4 separate regions of the Mus musculus genome follow, and all the other regions are linked to region 4. The links are chromatin loops, found by intact Hi-C in ENCODE. Cell type or tissue: heart. All regions are shown on one strand.

Evidence for each region. Peaks named below come from ENCODE experiments on the same cell type or tissue, not always from the same donor. Only the 100,000 strongest peaks of a DNase experiment are listed, where the experiment ranks them.
Region 1: a loop joins it to region 4, with 2.8 times the contacts of the local background. A loop is called at or near these places in 3 of 42 quality-filtered maps.
Region 2: a loop joins it to region 4, with 8 times the contacts of the local background. A loop is called at or near these places in 32 of 42 quality-filtered maps.
Region 3: it touches region 4 in a loop (2.7-fold over the local background); 2 of 42 quality-filtered maps call a loop at or near these places.

What each region holds. Positions count from the first base shown.
Region 1 is chr12:76,476,699-76,481,698 of GRCm38, forward strand. No RefSeq gene overlaps it. Among named protein-coding and RNA genes, the nearest start is that of Gm10451, 35 kb to the left of the region's middle. In heart, CTCF peaks have their summits at 1,761 and 2,668; DNase peaks (open chromatin) are centred at 1,973, 2,183 and 3,633; H3K4me3 peaks cover 484 bases; H3K27ac peaks cover 545 bases.
Region 2 is chr12:76,494,068-76,499,067 of GRCm38, forward strand. No RefSeq gene overlaps it. Among named protein-coding and RNA genes, the nearest start is that of Gm40445, 27 kb to the right of the region's middle. In heart, no CTCF peak of the experiment used is centred here; a DNase peak (open chromatin) is centred at 2,514; H3K4me3 peaks cover 377 bases; H3K27me3 peaks cover 274 bases.
Region 3 is chr12:76,525,514-76,530,513 of GRCm38, forward strand. Gm40445 (a long non-coding RNA gene) reads left to right here. Exons shown (of 3, transcript XR_872833.3): 3 at 1,039-1,362. Among named protein-coding and RNA genes, the nearest start is that of Gm40445, 4.5 kb to the left of the region's middle. In heart, no CTCF peak of the experiment used is centred here; a DNase peak (open chromatin) is centred at 2,168; H3K27me3 peaks cover 1,024 bases.
Region 4 is chr12:76,594,602-76,599,601 of GRCm38, forward strand. Sptb (spectrin beta, erythrocytic) reads right to left here. Exons shown (of 36, transcript NM_013675.3): 30 at 3,993-4,189; 31 at 3,684-3,733; 32 at 3,125-3,200. Among named protein-coding and RNA genes, the nearest start is that of AI463170, 49 kb to the left of the region's middle. In heart, CTCF peaks have their summits at 1,942 (motif pointing left) and 3,153; DNase peaks (open chromatin) are centred at 1,880, 3,460 and 3,877; H3K27ac peaks cover 446 bases.

The DNA of each region.
Region 1 (5,000 bases), 120 kb before region 4:
CTCTGCATAGCCCTGGCTGTCCTGGAACTCACTTTGTAGACCAGGCTGGCCTCGAACTCAGAAATCCACCTGCCTCTGCCTCCTGAGTGCTGGGATTAAAGGCGTGCGCCACCACGGCCCAGCTTTGTTTTGTTTTGTTTTGCTTTGTTTTGTTTTTTGAGACAGGGTTTCTCTGTATAGCCCTGGCTGTCCTGGAACTCACTCTGTAGACCAGGCTGGCCTCGAACTCAGAAATCTGCCTGCCTCTGCCTCCCGAGTGCTGGGATTAAAGGCGTGTGCCACCACGCCCCGAAAGACTAAGACTTCTAAAAGATAACACGAAACATCTGTATGATCTTGGAAGAGCCACTACACAAAAATTCTTAGCCATTAAAGATTGAAAAAAAAAAAGACATAGTTCATTAAAATGTAAAACTTCTGTAAATCAAAAATACTTTTAAGGGCTGGTGAGATGGCTCAATGGGTAAGAGCACTAACTGCTCTTCCGAAGGTCCTGAGTTCAATTCCCTGCATATGGTGGCTCACAACCATCTGTAATGATATCTGACGCCCTCCTCTGGTGTGTCAGAAGATAGCCGCAGTGTACTTATATATAATGATAAACAAATCTTTTTAAAAAATACTTTTAAGAGAAGGAAAAGGAAATCTACAGGAAGTAAGAATACAGCTGTGTCAAAATAGTTAAGATAAGATAGGCGTACAGATACTTTCTTCAAATCAATAAGATAAATAAAGGGATAAATTGACTGACTGTTCATAGAATGGGCTGTTTCCAGCAATGAAAGAGAATAGAGGGCCGTATCAAATCACCACCCGGGTGAATCTCACAGATGCAATTTAGACAGAAAGAGTGAGCGTGTCTTCCTCAGGCTGTCTTTCTTCATCTGTCATGATAGACATCAGGCTGGTAAGGAGGCTCACGAGTGTGTAAAGGTAATTGCCATGTGACCCAGAGGACCTACGTTTCATTCCCGGAATACAGAGTGACAGGAACCCATGCCTACCATGTCCTCTGATCTTTCTTTATATGTGTGCTGTGGCATGCACGCTAATAATAATAATAATAAATAACATGTGAAGGCAGTAAAATGACAAAGAATCAATAAAAGTGGAGCCATAAAGGGAAGGAACGTGAACAGGAGCCTTGTGCACACGTGGAAGGGTCACCTCTTCTGTGTTATGGCACAGAATGAAAAGAATGAAAACAGTTTTTTATATGCCAAGCCACGGAAAATTGGGGAGAGTCTTTTTTTAAAAATTGAACATCTTGCATTTTCACATACATTTCACTTTGTGTGTATGGTGATTTGCTTGCATGTCTGTCTGTGTGCCACATTTGTGCCTGGTGTGTGCCACATTTGAGGCCAGACGAGGGCATCAAGTCCCCTGGAACTGGAATTAACAGATGGTTGTAAGATGCCATGCGGGTGCTGGGAGTTGAGCCCAGGTTCTCTGATAGAGCAGCCAGTCCTTTTTACCACTGAGCCATCTCTCTAGCCACTGGAGTGGTCATTCCTGCACCAGCATTAATTACCCTACGTCACAGACAGGGCCATACACAGTTACATGGTAAGAGCAGGTAATGTCAGAGTATGCAGAACAAACAAACAGAAAACCTCTGAGGCTTCCTCCCTGAGGCTGGAGGTTGAGTGGTGGGTAGGATTTACAGAGTTCCAGGAGTGAGATCCTGCCAAGTAGACACAGAGGCAGGGGGCTGATGCTGTTGGACAACAAATTGCACAGATCCTGCAGGGGGCAGGTAATGAAGACCTGCTTCCATGGGAACCTTGTGGGGCTGTGAAGGAGAGCGACTCCTTTCTTAAAATAAAAGATCTGCCACCCTTGATCCAAAATTAGGTAAGGACTCCGTGCAGTTTCACTCGAGATGCATGCGATTCCTTTCTGCTGACAACACGGCCCATTGTCTCGTCTCTGTGTAATTACAGTATCTGCTTTTGAGAGAATTTATGGAGTCTGATGAATAGCTTAACTTTATGTCTTTCTTTAAACTCCCAGATGTTCTGACTAGATTCCAACTTCCTGAGTTCCCAGTGCTTCCCAGAGCTTCTGGTGAAGTTCTCGTCCACCCCAGGACATTCCGATTCCCCCCCCCCCCCCCCCCCGCTGAGAAATAAGAAAACAACATCGCTTCCCTGAGGGCGGTGAGCTCCATCCCTGAGCATTGGAATCTCCATTTTTGGAAAACTGTTTACCAGGGTGTAAGACTCGGAAAGGAAATGTGTCCATGAGCCTCCTGGGAAAGACTAAGACCTCAACAAGTCTGCTGCGCTCCTCAGCTTCTGAGAGGCTCGTTCTGATTAAACACCGACTTGAAATAAAAGCATATGTGCTCAGAAGTCAAGGATGTGAGGGACATAACAGAGAAATGTGCCACCAACCCCCTCAGACCAGTCCCCCAACTTTCCAGTGGCTATCAATACTTTGTCCCTTGTTTTCCTCATCACCTCTCTCGGTTTGTTTTATTTTTGTCAATAGAGCTGAAACTGGCAAACCATAACTCACTCCGTGGGCCAAATGCAGCCTGCTTCCTGCTTTATAAATAAAGCTTTACTGGAATACAGCCATGCCCACTCCTGTACATGTTATCTCTATCTGCTTTTGCTCGGCACCCCGAAGGCTGAAGAACTGTGACAAACTTGTTGCTTACAGATTCCACTAGGTGCCTCCAGGGACCTAGCAAAGGCTTATGTCATCACATGCCGCAGGGTCCAGATGCACCAGGTGTGGGATCTCCCTCTCTCTGTCCTTCTCTGTGACCCATCCTCTTTTCTCTGCCTTCATGGCTCTGCTCCTATTTGTCTGTCTGTCTACATGTCTATCCATCTGCCTCTACGCTTTCTCCAGGTCCTCCTTCCTCTCCCCTTCCCCCAATAAACCTCCTTATACCAGATCTGTTGCATGGGGTAATTATTCAGGGGCACACCTTGGCACCGGTCTGCAGGTACTCCCTCACCATAAGACAAACCATGTGGCCTTCAACAGCTAAAATGTGAGCTATTTAGTCCTTTCCAAAAAGAAAAGAAAAGAAAAGAAACTTGTCAACTCTTACATTAGAAATTTAAAGTGGGGACTGGAGAGATGGCTCAGTGATTAAGAGCACTGACTGCTCTTCCAAAGGTCCTGAGTTCAATTCCCAACAGCCACATGGTGGCTCACAACCATCTGTAATGGGTTCCGATGCCCTCTTCTGGGGTGTCTGAAGACAGCTACACTGTACTCAAATATACATAAATAAATCTTTAAAAAAGAAAGAAATGCAAAGTGACTGCTAGGCATGATGTCATCTCACAAGCATGTTCCAGGGAGATCTTGCTTTGGCACTAGAATCAAGAGCCAATGAGCTCTGAGCATTACTGTGTTCTTTTTTTGTACCCATGTCTGAGATGGCCTGAGAAACTTGGCTGCATCTGTGTAACCTCAGTAAAGCTGGCTGTGGTGCCCAGGGCTTTTCTTACCTATTGATACATAGCAAATGACGCTGAAGACTTACAGGTTTTCAAGAAGAGTAAGAATTTGTCATCTCACACAGTTCTGGCATTTGGGAGTGGCTCCGTTGAGCAGTTCTGGCTCAAGAGTCTTGGCGGGGGCTAAAGGATGTCCTCACATACTTGACAAGTTACTCTGACTGTGGGGGAGGCTTGCTTGCTACAATACAGATTCCTTCATGAGACTATTCAGGTTTCCTCACAATACAACAGACTCCCCTGAGGGCAGATGATCCCATAGACCAAGGTGGAGGTCATGATGAGGGGGACAGCCTCAGAATTTCCCTTCCCCCTTTCTGCAACAGTCAGTCATAACACACCACCTCCCAGTTCAGTGCAGAAGCGACAGCATGATGCTAGCAAGATCCACTAGGGCTTTCTTGGATGCTGGCTGCTGCATGCTGCAGTCTCAGCATGAGATTACGTCCAGAAGAAATACCAACCTGAGATCTGAGAGTTCAGGGAATGCAACAGAAGGATTTACAGAAATCTACACAAGGTACAGGTATAAGGAATTGCACTACAGAGTACCCAGTCAAATCCACCAGTTTCCCCAGTTCCCACTCCTCACAGCACTAGCCCCCCCCCCCCCCCAAAAATCTCCTTTCTGGGCCTGTGTGGTGCTTTGAAGATGCTTGGCCCAGGAAGTAGCACTATTGGAGGTGTGGCCTTGTTAGAGTAGGTGTGGCCTTGTTGGGAGAAGTGTGTCACCTTGGGAGTGGGCTTTGCAACCCTCCTCCTAGCTAACTGGAAGACAGTCTTCTCCTGGTGGCTTTTAGATGAAGATATAGAACCTTCAGCTCCTCCTGGTCCATACCAGTCTGAATGGTGCCATACTCCCACCCTGATGATAACAGACTAAACCTCTGAACCTGTAAGTCAGCTCCAATTAAATGTCCTAAATTTATAAGAGTTGCCTTGGTCATGGTATCTGTTGACAGCAGTAAAACCCTAACTAAGACAGAAGTTGGTACCAGGGACTCCAGGATTGCTGTGATAGACATGGCCATGCTTTTGTTTGGAGGAATGTAGATTGTGAGACTTTGGATTTGGAAAGCCAAGGAATGTTTTAAGTGGGGCTTAATGAACCATCCTAGGAATAGGGAAGAGATTGGTGCTGAGGATGATTTGGACTGTGCAGACCTGGCCCGGAGAAGAATGTTAGTATGTATGGCCTAGAGACTGTTATTGTGATATTTTGGAGAAGAATGTGACTGTTTTTTGCCCTTGTCTGAAGAGTCTGTCTGAGGCTGAGGTGAAGAGACTCAGATTAATTGCATTGACAAAGAAGATTGCAAAACAATCCAATTTAAACTCTGTGCTGTGGTTTAGTGTCATAAAGAGTGTTTTGATGAAGTGTAGCGAGCTTAAAAAGAAAAAATACAAAATGTACAGTTCAAGCAATAAAGGGGCACCAGGAAGTGAAATGGAGCTGCATCCTGTGTTAGAGGAAAGAAACATCCTAAGGGAATGGTGACTTTGGGGCAAGATCCC
Region 2 (5,000 bases), 100 kb before region 4:
TTTACAGTTCCAGGCCTAGAAGCATGGATGTAAGAACCGGGGTCAGATGCTCTCATGTGGACATATTCAGAGGACCTTGTTCTGTTGGTCAAAGAAAGGACATTTGTAGGGCTTGTCTATTTGGATGTTTCTGTTCTGAGGAAAGTTGGAAAGGAGAGATCTTTGGCATGGACCCTTTATGAGAAGCAGAGAAATAATGAGAAAATCCGGACAGGGTCCTTCAAGGTGGTTCAGGGAATAAAGGCACCTGCCTCCAAGACTGAGTTCCACCCTTAAACCCACACGGTGGAAGGAAAAATTGTCCTCTGGTGTCCACGTGAATCTGTGTGTGTGTGTGTGTGTGTGTGTGTGTGTATGTCTTTGTGTGTGTGTGTGTGTGTATCAGTGTATATTTGTTTATGTGTCCATATGAGTGTGTGTGTATTTGTGTGTTTGTATCTGAGTGCTTGTGTGTGAGCGTTTGTATGTAAAAATTTTATAAGTGTGTTGTCTTTGTGTGTGTGTATGTGAGTATGTTTGTATATGTGTCTGTGTGAATGCTTGTGTGTATGTATGTGTGCGAGTGTTTGTGTGTTTATGTGTTATCTGTGTGAGTGCTTGCATGTGTCTATGTGGGTGCTTGTGTGTGTTTATATGTGTGTGTCTGTATGAGTGCTTGTATGTGTGTGTTTGTGTTTATGTGTGTGTGTGTGAGTGTGTGAATGAGTGTGAGTGTGAGTGATGATTTGAGAGAGGTTCTCGTTATGTAACCCAGGATGACCTCAGACTCCCCTGTCTTCCCCTGCAGCAGTCTCCCAATTGCTGGGGGTAAGAGATGCTTAGGATCTACAAATACACATTTGGGATTCCAAGCAGAAAGGATGCTTGGGAGTGTGCCCACATCCTCTGGTTATTACAAAAACCCAGAGGTCTGGGGAGAAAAAGCAAACCACCCGCCTTGTCTGCAGGCACAATGTGGGTGTCCTCTTTCCCACAGCATGTAGACATTTTTCTTATGCCCCTTCTGTAGATGAAGAAACCAAGCCCAGCATGGGCAACTTGTTCCAAATCACACGCTTATTAAGTCACAGAGCCAGGGTTTAAAGCCTGGCCTGATGGATTTCAGATCTCAAGATTTCTGGATTTCTAGACATTTTCCTTTTTCAGTCAACTGTACTTTCCCCCAGGATTCCCTCGTGAAATGAAAATCCACATTACAACCTAGATAGCAGCAAAAAGAAAGGACCTACAGCATGGCTGGGAATGCCAGCAACAGAGATACCCAGAGCCCAGAGCCTAGGGGACCGGGAGGGCACAGGTTCCAGCAGCTGTTGGGCTTTTCAGGAACTGTTTGTGGGGAGATAACTCTGCACAGGTATGGAGACCAACATCCTAGGCAGGGCACATAGACAAGTTTCCCTCAGCCATCTTGGAGGGAGGGAAGGGGTTAAAGCTTTGCAGACAGAGAGCAGGAAGGAGGTTAGTGAGCTACAGTCTGCTGTTACAGCCAAGGAAACTGAGGTCCAACAGAACAAGTGAAATCAAGCCGACAAGCACAAGGTGGCATCCGGACTGCCAGGGCATTGTGCAAATGGGTTCTTTTTTCAATCAGCAAGCCAAGTATCTCAAAAGAGATAATCTAACTGGCCCATCCTCTTTGGAGCAAGGACCGCAGACCCAGCTCTGTTAAGTGCACCACAGGCTATAGTAACCGTGTAGATGAGAGGTGTTCTGGTAGCTTTTGTAGGATGCATGAATGATGTGTGTTTGTTCCCCAGGCTTGCCCTGGTATAAAGGTGCTGGGGATCAGAGAGCCTGGAGAGATGGAGAGATAGCTCCCGGGGTTGAGAGAACCTGTTGTTCTTGCAGAGAACTAGGACTCATTTCCCAGCACCTACACTGTAACTCAAACCGTCCTTAGCTCTGGTTCCAGGAATCCGATGCTGGCTTCTGACCTCTATGGACACTGCATACGCATGGTAAACATGCAAAAACCTCAAACACTTAAAAAACAAACAAACAAACTCTGGGGTTCGGGTTAAGATGAGTGCTTCCGGCCGGGTGGTGGTTCATGTCTTTAATCCCAGCACTCAGAGGCAGGGTATCTCTGAGTTTGAGGCCAGCCTGGTCTACAGAGTGACTTCCGGGACAGCCAGAGCTACATAGAGAAACCCTCTCTTGACTCTCTTGAGGTGGGGATGGGAATGAGGGCTGGGGAGCAGGAAGGTGTGAGGGGTGGAGGTGGGGAGTGAGCTGTCCCCGTCTGGTTATCGGTTTACCCTGATATGCTCTTAATCTTGGTCCGGATAACCTGCTTCCAGCCCGCCTCTCTTTCGGGAGCTAAATGATGCTCTCTTTAGATTGAGGGTTTTAAATTCTTGTTTCTGTAAGGATTTCCGAGCACGTATTTAGCTCCCCCGCTTCTTTCTTCATGTCCTCTAGGGGGCAGAAGTGAGCCGCTTGTCCATTCTTTGGGACTGATCCTTCAGACTTCTCCAAACTTTTATAAGAAAGCAAATGCCCAGGGGGCGACCAGAAAGGCAGATAGTGAGTATGCTTTCTCTTTAGATTGAAATATGATCTCGGGCCAGCAAGATGGCTCAGAGGGTAAAGGCTCCTGCTGCCAAGCCTGACTAACCTGGGCTTGTTGGCACGAGCGTGCCGCACTCCCCTCTCCACAAGATTAATAAATAAAGTATGTAAAAATTAAAACAGTATGATCTAGGGCCTATGATCTGGGGCCTGGTGTGATGTGGTGGCACAAGCCTTTAATTCCAGTCCTTAGGAGGTAAAGGTAGACAGATCTCTGTGAATTTGAGGCCAACTTGATGTACATAGTAGTTCTGGGCCAGCCAGAGCTACATAGTGACCAAGTGAGATCCTGTCTCAAAAAAATAAAAAAAAGGAGAGTTGAATGGTGGCAGTGCTTGCCTTTAATCACAAGGCTCAGGAGACAGAGGCAAATGTAGCTCTATGAGTTCCAGGTCTTCAGCAAAAGTCCCAGGACAGCCAAAGAAGGTTATACAGAGAAACCCCGTCTCAAAAACCCAAAATTACCAAAACATCACCACCACTATCATCATCATCAAGAGAAACATTCTTTGAGAGAAAATATTGGTAGGAACTGAGGCTCCAAATTCAGTCTCCAGTCTCAAACAAGTGTTGGGAGAAAGTTTTCTGCTTTTGTTGTCCCAGCAGGCTACATGAGACCCTGTCTCAAAGCAAAGAAGAAAGAAGAAGAAGAAGAAGAAGAAGAAGAAGAAGAAGAAGAAGAAGAAGAAGAAGAAGAAGAAGAAGAAGAAGAAGAAGAAGGTGGAGGAGGAGGAGGAGGAAGAGGAGGAAGAGAGGAGGAGGAGGAGAAAGAAAGAAAAAAGGAAAAAGAAAGAAAGGAAAGAAGAGAAAAGAAAAGGAAAAGAAAGGAAAGGGAAGAAAAGGGAAGAAAAAAACTTGAACATGACCTAAGGCAGTGGTTCTCAAACTGTAGGTTGGGCCCCCTTTGTAGGGTGTCAAAAGACCCTTTAAGCTGGATTCCTAGCATCCAATAAAACTGAGTGACCTTCTGCTTATCAGATATCTACATTATAATTTGTAACTAGCAAAATTACAGTTATGAAGTAGCAACAAAAATTATCTTATGGTTGGAGGTCACCACCATCTGAGGAACTGTGTTAAAGGGTTGCAGCATTAGGACACGGTTGAAAACCACTAGTCTAAGGTCTCTCTGTCAAGAAGTCAATAACCCTGAGAAAAAGTTCTCCCATTGAGGGAGCCAGGATCCCTAAGCTAAATTCTCTACACTTTGCCACTTCTCCCCCCACCCCACCCCCACCCCCACCTCTGCCCCACCCTTGGAGACCAAGTTGCCTCTCTGGTAGAAAGCCAGGGATACCCGTCCCTGGAGTGTAGCCTTCTGACAGGCTTACAGTAGATGGAGCAGGCCTTGAAGTCCCTGGATATTGGGGACACAGACACCACGATGACTGACGGTGAAGAATGAGGAGAGAAACGGATGAGAGGGTAGCCTTGAAGCTCAGCGGAAGTGGTAGTGTACATGAATTTCATTCCTTAAGGACTAAGCTTCTGGGGTGGATGGAGTCAGGGGTGAGGGGGCAGGTGTCAACACTGATCTGAAGGCAGAGTTTTTGTGTTCCCAGAGGCGAAGAGAAAAGCCTCCAGAAGAAAAGAAAATGTAGGGCTAGGCATATGTCTTAGCTGTGCTCACAAAGCCCTGAGCCGGATTCCCAGCATCCTATAAAACTGGATGTGATGTAAATGACTAAAATACCAGCACTCAGGAGTGGAAGCTAGGGGGATTACAAGTTCAAAGTCATCTTCTGCAATATAATGAATTGAAAGCCACCTGGGGCATATGAGGCCCTGTCTCAGGAAAGAGGAGGAGGAGGAGGAGGAGGAGGAGGAGGAGGAGGAGGAGGAGGAGGAGGAGGAGGAAGAGGAGGAGGAAAGGAGAAGGAAAGGAGGAGGAGGAGGAGGAGGAGGAGGAGGAAAGGAGAAGGAAAGGAGGAGGAGGAGGAGGAGGAGGAGGAGGAAAAGAGAAGGAAAGGAGGAGGAGGAAGAGGAGGAGGAGGAGGAGGAGGAAAGGAGGAGGAGGAGAAGGAAAGGAGGAGTAGGACCTGCAGGATTGAATGTTAACTCCACAGAGCTATACTCTGTGGGGCCTGTCATCTTACAAATAGGTCTAGGCAGGCCTTGCGGGAGGCTGCTACTGTCCCAGGACTTGTCCATATAAAGCAATTGGCAGAGAAGGCTGAGTGGATAAAGAGGAGGAAGTTGGGTAGTTAAGGAAGTGTGTTTAAAATCTTAGCATAAAGAGCCCCATAACCCATGATTTCATTTACATTCCATTCTGGAAAAAGCAAAGCGACCAAGTCAGAAGTCAGATCAGAGGCCTTTGGGTTGGGTGGCCACGGGGATTCAAACCACCCAAAAGGGGTGCCGCTTGGGGTGATGGAACTATTTCAGATGTTAATTGAGGTGATGGTTATCCAAGTGCGCACACTTGT
Region 3 (5,000 bases), 69 kb before region 4:
CCACATCTATCTTAAGGTTCTGCACACAGTGACCTGAATAGAGGGTCTCTTCTGGCTATTCCAATCTCTATGTGGCAATAAAGAAATTAGGATACTAACTCTGGCCTTGGAAACCCAGCACTTATAATCTGAAATTAAGAAAGAAAAACAACCAAATAGTGTAACTTTAGTTATTTTAAACCTTATTTCTAATGATGGTTCTTGAATGCTTTAACCTCCCTTGTAGCTTACCACCCACCAGAGGTAGTGGGAAAGAAAGGATACAAGGGAAGTGGAGCTGTTTAGAAAGGTTCTTTGGAGCAACTCCTATATGTATGGTCTGGAAATTGGCAGTTCAGTTCACAGGTTAGCAGCAGCATCTCCATCCACTTGAATTGGGGGATGCACTAGCAGTCCAGTTCCATAGAGTCAGGTTAGCAGTAGTGATGACACCTAGCAGAGAGACAGCCAGGCCTCAACCTTGGAAGTCAGCAGGAGGGAGCAGCAGGAGGGAGCAGCAGGAACAGCAGAAGCTCTAGGCTGTGCCTCTCTCAGCTTGGTTACATACAAGAGAGTAACAAAAGGTGATGAAGACCAGACGGTTCCACAAAGTGCCCCGCATGCAGAAAGTATGGGTTTTGGTAGGAGCACCTGGCAGACAAGGACAGGACGGGCCCATGAGTCTCGTCATTGACACGGTGCCGGTGGAAACTCTCAGCTATGCCACCCACCTGTGTGGCAATTCCCAGTTTCGTGGATGAGTTGCTGATGACTTAGGAGACCCTCAGGGCTGGGCCTCAGTTACTGTAGCGTGCTTTGGAACCAACTTGTGTTCCCTGAATGGTCTGGTGCAGAAACCAAGGCAAGGGTATGCAGAACAAGCTACCTCAGTATGACTTTCCTGTCACCTGAGGAAAGTCAGCCTAGCCAGGGCTGAGAACTCACAGGCCAATGCAATGAGCAAAACACAGCCATGATTATAGCCAGGGAGAACTGCCTCCCTCTGCAAGCAGCTGGGCAAGTGCCTACTAATTAAGCTCTTGTTCATTGTTTTGGAAGGATCTGGTGGAGTCCCTGGAAGACCTGCCCTGCCCTTCTGCTCACCAAGGTGTTGAAAATTGAGGACTGCAAGGGAATCAATGTGGAACTCCTCTGTCTGATTTAAGAACAGCCAGACTTACTCCAGACTCAGGAAGCCTCCCAAGCAAGACCCTTTTATCTTTTGCAGCATGTGGGGATTGTCAGTGTGTGAAATAAATGGAATAAAAATTCTTATGAGGCTAGAGAGATCTCAGTAGTTAAGAACTCTTGCAGAAGATAAGAAGCTCACAAGCACCTGAAATTCCAGCTCCAGGGGTATCCAGTGCTTGTGCAGGTGTCAGCATTCACATGTACACACCCCTACACACACACACACACACACACACACACACACACATATAATTTTTTAAAAAAGATTACACATACCGAGCCAGGCATGGTGGCACATACCTCAACCTCAGCATTCAGGAGACAAAGGCAGGCGAATCTATGACTCTGACATCAGCCTGCCCTATATATCGAGATGCAGGCCAGCCAGAGCACCACAGAGACCTCGTCTCAAAAACCAAACCAAACCAACCAATCAAACAAACGCCCCAAGAATCTACATGCTAAAGCTGGGGGTACTGTGAGTGCTGACAATCCCAGCTTTCAGAAGGTGGTTGAAGGAGGATCAGGGATTCAAGGCCAGCCTTGGCTATATGAGTCCTATCAAACACCAGTGTAACAGCAAAGAGAATGAAGATCTACATCAGCCCTGAATTAGAAAATTTCCAGTGACTTTTATGAACCCCATACCTGAAAACCTCTGGTACAAAAGGATCTAGAAGCCCCCCCAAATAACTAAAAATACCATGTCACCCAGTAGGTCTACTCCAGACAGTCTTCCACTTTGGTATGGAGCAGTGTACAGCTTGTTTATCTATCCACAGTCTCGCAGACAGAATAGCAGCCCATAGAGGCCAGAAGTCAGGCAATGAACAGCAAGCTGTATCTAAAGCAAACCCAAGGCCTCTAAGGCCGGTGTGTGGGTGCCGACTCCCTGTCTCAGGTGTTCTGAGTGCTGACTGGGCCCTTTTATCTACTGATAAGGAAGGTGAGCATAAGAGATCTTCAGAAATGGTTCACACGGGCTCCCGGCTTCTTGAAAAACCGCAAGTGATTGGCAAACGCTTCGGTTGCAGATGCAAAGTCAAACAACAGCTGTTTCTTTCAGACTGCCCAAGAGGCAGGAGTCATGCATGGGGCAGTCCCCTTCCCCCTTCTCCCTTCCCCCACAGCCTCTTCCTCTTTCTGATGTCACATTTTTCTGACACCAAGAACGGAGGAAGCTATCAATAGAGACTTTCAAGAAGGGACACCCCACCCGACCCCCACCCCCTGCTATAACCCTCTCTAAGAGTTAATTATAAATCTTCCTTCTCAGTGGTTTTGGGAGAAGCTTGGGACCACAAAGCTTTGAATTATTGAGTGTTCTAAGGCATGGAATTACAGTGTCTATAACTTCATCTAGCACTCTCTGCTGAAATGCAGAATTGAGACGGCCCTTCCCTTACTTGCTGAGCATTTTAAGGTGCATACAGAGACAGATATTGATTTGTTTGTTTGAGACAGGGTCTCTCTCTATAGCCCCCAACTGGTCTCAAACTCAGATATCATAAAGTTTTACCTGTTTAATGATAATAAAAGATCCTGATGGTATCTCTTTAAAGTATCAATTGATTTATTTTATGTGTATGGCTGATGTTTGTGTATCACATGAATGCCTGGTGACCATAGAGGCCAGGAGAGGACATCAGATTCTCTGGAACTGGAGTTACAGATAGCTGTGAACTGCCACGCGTGGGTGCTGGGAATCAAATTTGGATCCTCTAGGAAGAGGAACCAACACTCTTAACCACTGAGGCATCTCTCCGGTCCCCACTCTATTGATCAAAACACACAATTCAGATGGAGGCGGTAGTGCATGCTTTTGGTCTCACTAGGGAATCTGTTAACTAGTCATGGCTGTCAACTTGGCTATAACCAAAATCCAACCATGGAGGGTACACCTGTGAGTGAATTTTGCTCAATTTGCAGTAAGAAGATCCTCTTCTAGTCTGGGCCTTTGAGGTAGGAAGACATGCCTTTAATCCAGGTCTTTTGACCTGGGAAAGGATGAGCCTTTAATCCAGGCAACACCTTCTGATAGAAGCCTGTACAAGGGCATGGGAGAAAGAAGTCGTTGCTCTTTGTTTGTTTGCTCTCACTCTTGCTGGAAAGTCAGTTTCTTCACTGGCATCAGAGCCTCTTTCTTCCGGATTCTGGCTTATACTGAAGATCCAGATGACACATCCGGCCTGTGGACTGAGCAACTCCTGGATATTTGGACTTTCTGTTTCCAGTGGCCATTATTGCATTAGCTGGACCGCAACCTGTACGTCATTCTAATAAACTCTCTTTCTCTTTATGAGAATCATTCCATAAATTCTGCTACTCTAGAGAACCCTGACTAATACACAGACAGAGGCAGCGACTCATAAAAGAGGCTGGAAGCCAGAGGATCATTTAAGCCCAGAATTTCTAGAGCAGTGTGGAGCTGGGCCTGGCAGCATAGGTAGGTAATACCAGGTACTCAGGAAGTTGAAGCAGGAGAATCACTGCCCCAAGGCTTGTCTGAGAGCTACAAAGTACCCTCAAAAGTGGCCTGGGCAAGTTAATAAGACTATCTCGAAAACAAACAAAGGAACAAAAACCCCCAAAGGGCCAGGCATGTAGCTCAGTAGAAGAACACTTGCCTAGCGTGCATGAGTCTATGAGTTCAAGTCCTAGCACAAACAAACGACAGTAAGAACAGAACACTCCCTTCCCCCACGCTCCCAAAACCCAGCCTGACCCATCTGTTTAAATTGTAGTTAAAATGTACAATTCTGGCTATTGTGTAACTCAGTGCGAGAACCCATGTTTAGCATGGGTATAATTTCCAACACAAAACCCCAACTCAGCAGTTAAGAATAACTAGTGCAATTGTCACAGTATTTCAGAGTCCTGAACTTGTTAGCAGCAATTCCTCATTCCTCCAACCCGATTCTGTGCAGTTTATACAATATTTGGTTCTTTGTGACTGATTTCTCGGCAATATGCTTTCAAGCTCACCTGTGATTCGGGACGTCATTCTACTGTATTCCACGTGACCTTCTCTTTACCACCAGCAGTCGATGGCTATTTGAGTTTCTATTGTGGGTCTGCTACAAATAATGCTGTTTGAGCATTTATGTTCACAGTTGTGTGTGGACAGGTGTTCTCATGTCTCCTAGGTACATTCCTGGGACTGGAATTGTGGGTCATAAAGCGAATCTATGTTTAATCTTTGAAGAACGGCCAGACTGTTCTGCAAAGCAGGGACAGCAGCTGTGTGAGAGAGAGGGTTGTAGTTTCTCCCAGTCCTTAGGAACACTGTCATATGCAGCAGCCTTCACTGTTGGTTTTTCTTTGCATATCCTCTGATAAAGTTGTGGGTTTGTGTTTGGTGCCCATTTATATAGCTTTTTGGAGAGATGTCTATTCAGACCCTTTACACATTTAAAAATAGGTTGTCTTTTTATTGAATGGTAGGGTTGTGTGTGTGTGTGTGTGTGTTACATTTCTCCCATTCTTCCCCCGCCCCCCATCTTCCCCACCTCCAGCCCCCCAGGGTCTTACTATGCAGTCCTGGCTGTCCTAGAACTCACTATGTAGACCAGGCTGGCCTTGACCTTAAGAGATCAGCCTGCTTCTGCCTCCCAAGTGCTGGCATTAAATGTATGTATACATCACCATGCCTGGCCTCTTTCTTTTTTTTTAAGACAAAGTCTCACTCTATATTCCAGGCTGGAGTCTCTATGTGGCCCTGAAAGCCAGGATCAAATGCCTGGCAATTTTATTTTCAGTCCTAGTCACAGAACCTCATACATGTAACTGAAGCAATCTGCCACCGGGCTTGCAACCCCTAGACCTTCACT
Region 4 (5,000 bases):
CTTGGGGTCCCCCTGCACTGCACACTGGGCCTAGCCTGGGGACTTGGAGGCAGGAAGGGTAGGTTGGTTCCAAACTAAGACTGTTTCTCGTTACAGCCCCCAACAGCATCTGAGTCTTTCAGGGGTGTCACTCCTGTCATCCCAGCAGGGACAGTGTGACACAGCAGTGTGTAGGAAGAGGTTTTGAGCCTGAGGAAACTCACACTCTCTTTAACCCCATGAGAGCTTGCTCTCTTCTCTCCTAGGAGGAAACATCTTCCTACAAACACAACACTGGGCAGTCTGAGGAGCAATGCCTGGAAGATGAACATTCAGGAGAGGACCGGATCTTTCCCAGGGGAAGGGAAGCACAGGAGGCAGAGAGGGTGCCTGTCTCTTGCCAGAAAGTCCTCCTGCTTTACCCTCCGGCTGAAGGCCCCCTCAGGGCTCCACTTCTGGCATTATATAGGTTTGAACCTCAGTCCTTTCCTCAAAGAGGGACAAGGGCAAACACCCTAGGCTGTGACCTCTCCTTCCCCATCCTGATTTCACAGTAGCTTCCGGAATCTCAGAGTTAGGAGCAGATGGAAGGAAAATAGGAAAGCCATCCTCTCAGTCTCCCCCTTGGAAGGCTACGTCGCTGACTCGTGGGACTGTGGACTTTCTGTAACCTTACAAAAAGACCTTTATAAGGCAAGAGGCTTGGGGACGGGGAGAGGATTCCAAACCCACACAGGTTAACCAGAACCAAAGACCAGACCCCAGACATTCTGACTTCATCCCGAGTCTTGCTTCTTGTGATACCTTGTGTCTCTGGCTTGGCCTCACACTTACCTGTGGGAAGGGTCCGGCTTTTACCAGAATGCATTCTAACATGCAGAGGCGAGGGGCAGTAGTGGCAGTGCACAGTGATGGTTTGGCAGCTCAGTCATTGCATGTACACACACAGGAAAGGGAAGGCTGGATCAAGGCCCGCAGGGTGCCACCTATCCAGGCACTATCCAGGCAGGGCAAGGGGTACGTGGTGTTCCACTCCCATTCGTAACTCCAGCAGGAAGCGACATGCATTAGTAAGGGCTTTTACACGAAGCAATGTGGCATGTATCTAAACTACAGGACCCGACACCAGACTGCACAGATAGGACCAGCAGGAGAGCCATGGCACCCCAGGCCCATTCATGAGAAGGCACAGCATACAACTGAACCTTCCTGTGATGGGCCAGAGGTTAAGGGCAGTGAAGGGGGGCTGTAGTGAGCTGGGGAGGACCTCTCTGAAAGGAGGTTGGGCTTTCTGTCTGCATGGGCTCCATCCTCTTTCTCATATCAAAGATGATTTGGAGTTATGTCCTCCCTCCTGCATCTTTAAGGCTTGGGAAGGCGCTGCAGCAGGAAGAAGGCTGTCTCCAAGAAGCCCTGGGCCTGGTGTTCATTTGATTAGCCATCTGGTTGCTTTCTGGTACAGATATGGGTTGCATTTCCAATCTGGTGAGTGGCTGGTTCCTCAGCAGAGATTCCCCCACAGGGGCTCATTCCTCCCCCAGAGAAACACTCAGATTTAAGCAAATTTTATTCCTCCCAACCCAGTGATATTCAAGTGTCAGATGGAGGTGGCTCAGGTGCACATGTAGTTACATTTGCACAAACGTACACGTACACGACAGACAATGGTGTCGAGATGCTCAGGTGGTCATGAAGCCTGCACACCGGGGACACCACGGCATGCAGACACACAGGGATGCAGGGCAGAAGCGCGGGTGGAGGCAGGAGGCAGGAGGCAGGGGCAGGGGCAGGTCCAGCCCTGTTCACAGTCTGTAGCCCCAGGAGTTCTCTCTCCCTCTGGTGGGAGTGGGCTGAGGGATGGGGTCAGGGGAGTTGGTGCTGGGGAAAGGGAGCTGCAAGACAGTCTACCACAGGCGGGATGGGAACGGCAGCAGGATCTTCAGAGAGAGGTCTTCCAGCAGAGCCCAACAGTGCCCTCTGCTGAGCATGATGGGTCGGTGCAGCTCAGAAAAGGGCACCAAAGAAACTGAGGTGTGTGTGTGTGTGTGTGTGTGTGTGTGTGTGTGTGTGTGCGCAGGGATTCTGCACAGGAAGATATGTGCGTCTTTCTAGGGGTAGCTATTGTAGTAGAAATTCCCACCAAGGATGCTAATCTTTCTCAATCCCTACTCACGTTACACCACACTCATCTGGGCTCTGAGAGAGGGAGTACATGAAGTTATCTGTTGCTACTGATACCCAAAGCCACATGCCGCAGGGATCCATGCAGTGGTGCAAACCACATGCAGATTGCGTTCTTCTCAGCCGGCTACTCCCAGAGCATTTCCCCAATCTGAGTCGCAGCTGTCCAGGCTCCCTGAACAGACTCTCAGGGCCCAAGAGAACCTGCCCTGGGTACGGTCCTACGGCTGTACATCCCAGGCCTCTGGAAGCTACTGTTCCTTAAGCCCCTGTTCTACAAATTGGGGGCTTCCTTGCAGTACTAAAAGCCCTGATCTCCTTCCCACTTGCAGGACTCAAGCCTAACCCTGCCTTAGAACCATCTCCCTAGTCAAACTTTATGACCTATAGCCATAGAGGGATGGGCTCTGTCTGAAAAGAAATCTGCTAGATGGGTGGGCTATCTACCCCTCGCTGCATGAGATGTCTGTGGGTGGTTCAGCAGGATGAGGCAGTCTGTCGGTGTGTGTGTGTGTGTGTGTGTGTGTGTGTGTACATGTATGTGCCAGCATGTATGGAAGAGGACACTGTGCTAAGGACGGGGTTTGAAGGAAAATGGGAAAAGAGACCATGTATCCAATGGAATCAACTCTGAGTAAAGTGTTTCCCCTGTGCTGATGGTGACAGATTTTATCCCATAAAATTTATTAGACTAGAGAAAACCAAACTTGTAGAATCATGTTGGTGGGCTGGCTTCTGGGTTGGAAGGAGAGGAGTTATTTAAGAATTAAAATCTAAGTATAAAAGTAGACGGATCTGAAGGAGGCTCCTAGAGGGGACATGTGGGCAGGATGAGGGTGGGGACCAGGAAGCACACCCTGTCCTCGTCCTGGCCTTCCTTCTGCCCTGGCTGAGTCTAGAAGGGGTGAGCGGGCTCTGGCAGCAGCGACTCCCAGGAACTAGACAAGCGGGACATGAAACTGACCGGAGATGTTCTCTCTGTGGCCGCATGGTGGACCTGGGGGGCCTCGCCAGCTGTCTCGCCTTCCTCCTCTTGAGGCCTAAAGAAGACACAACCTCTCTTTAGCGACAGGTGCCTCTCTGTAAGGCCTGGCTTTCCCTGGCTTTCCCCACACTGGGAGCACAGAGCATGCACAGGCGTGATCCCTGGCTCCGTCCCAGAGGAGGTCAGCAAGGAGTCGGCCCACGGCTTCACAGGAAGAGTGAAAGTAGACACATCAGAAACGGATGAATTCCATAGGAGACAGCCTAAGGGCAGTGCCCGGGAGTGCCTAAGGGAAAGGCTGGCTTAGCAATAGGCACTGTTAGCTAACCCTTCCTTCCTGTATTGGGCTTCAGGCTTCTGTGCCTGGTGCAGCAGAGCTCTGTACATTCTGGGTTGTGCTCTTAGGGCCCCCAGGAGAGGTCAAAGGTTTTTTTGTTCACATGACAGCTCTTGTTAGCGGCTTCCTTTTCCTCCTCCCCAGTCACCCCTTGACAGCCTGCTTGGCTCCTTGGACGTGGAATACGGGGTTGACACTTACCCAGGTTCCTCTGTGGGTCTTTCTGGAGTCTGGCGTTCCTTAAGCTCAAGCTGGGGAAGGGAAAGGTCAAGGGTCAGAGCGAGCGGCCACAGGGGAGCTGATTCTCAGAGGACCTAAGTTTGGCCCTGCACTGTAACACACCCTAACGTTTGCAGCCCGAGAGTCACATGGTTGGTGTTCGGTGTTTACACATCAGTGCTCTCCTGTGCCCGTCCGCCCTCTTACCAGCCTGAGTACAGGACATGAGAACCAGTACCACAGCATCCCAAGAGCTGCGCCCTCCCAGTCCCCCAGACGGCCTTGGCTCACCGTGGTGGGCTTCTCCAGGGCGGCAAAGCGCTCTGCCCAGCTGGCTGTGGACTTCTCAAACGCCTCGTGCCTCTTGATAAGCTTTTCTACGCTGTCCACTGTATGTCCAAAGTCCCGGCTGGCCAGGTAGGGCTCCTGGGCAATCAACCATGCCTCGGCCACAGAGGCATCCCTCGAGAACTGGCACACTTCCAGAACTGCCACGAGAACAAGCCACGAACCCACCCACAAGGCCCAAGAGCCAGTTAGCATTTAGGTATCCCTCAACTCTATGGGTATCTTGTTCAGCTGTGAGTTTCTGCCTATAGCCACTTTAGCCCCCACACTAGAGACCCACCCCATCTCTACCAGTGGTTCCATAGCTACACAAAATTTTACATGCGTATCCCACCCATCTCGAGCAACGGTTACATAGATAAACAAAATCTTACATGTATATAGATTTACTTACATGTCAAATTTTATGAATGTATATATTTGATTTTTATTTTTGTTGTGCTGGGTATTAAACTCAGGCCCTTGCTGGGTAAATACTCTATCAAGGAGCTTCATCGCTCCCCCTTAGCCTTTGAGACAGGTCTCGGTGTTTAGCCCAGGCTAGCCACTCTCAGTCCTCTCTCCTCCACTTCCTAAGTGCTGAGGGTAATGGTGTGTGCCACCATGCTCAGCCAGAGTTATATTTTTAAAGCAACCATTGGAACCAACTTCACTGTTGCTATTGCCTTGCTTTAGGGAGCAATCCCCTGCCTCAAATTCGTTCCCTTATCTATCTCACATAGTCACAGACAAACAAGCACAGAGACCAACTAACTAGTCCTGGCTTTATCCCTGCTCCCAGCTTCCCTGAAAGGTAAGATTTTCTTCCCCTTCACCTCCGCCTCTAGCTGCTGGAGGACAGAACTCCTGACCTCCACAGAACAACCTGAAGGCTTAATAACTCAGGTGAAACTAGAGCTTCCCTGACCTCTCCCAAGACACAGCTCCGCAGGGAAACCAAACTGGGCACAG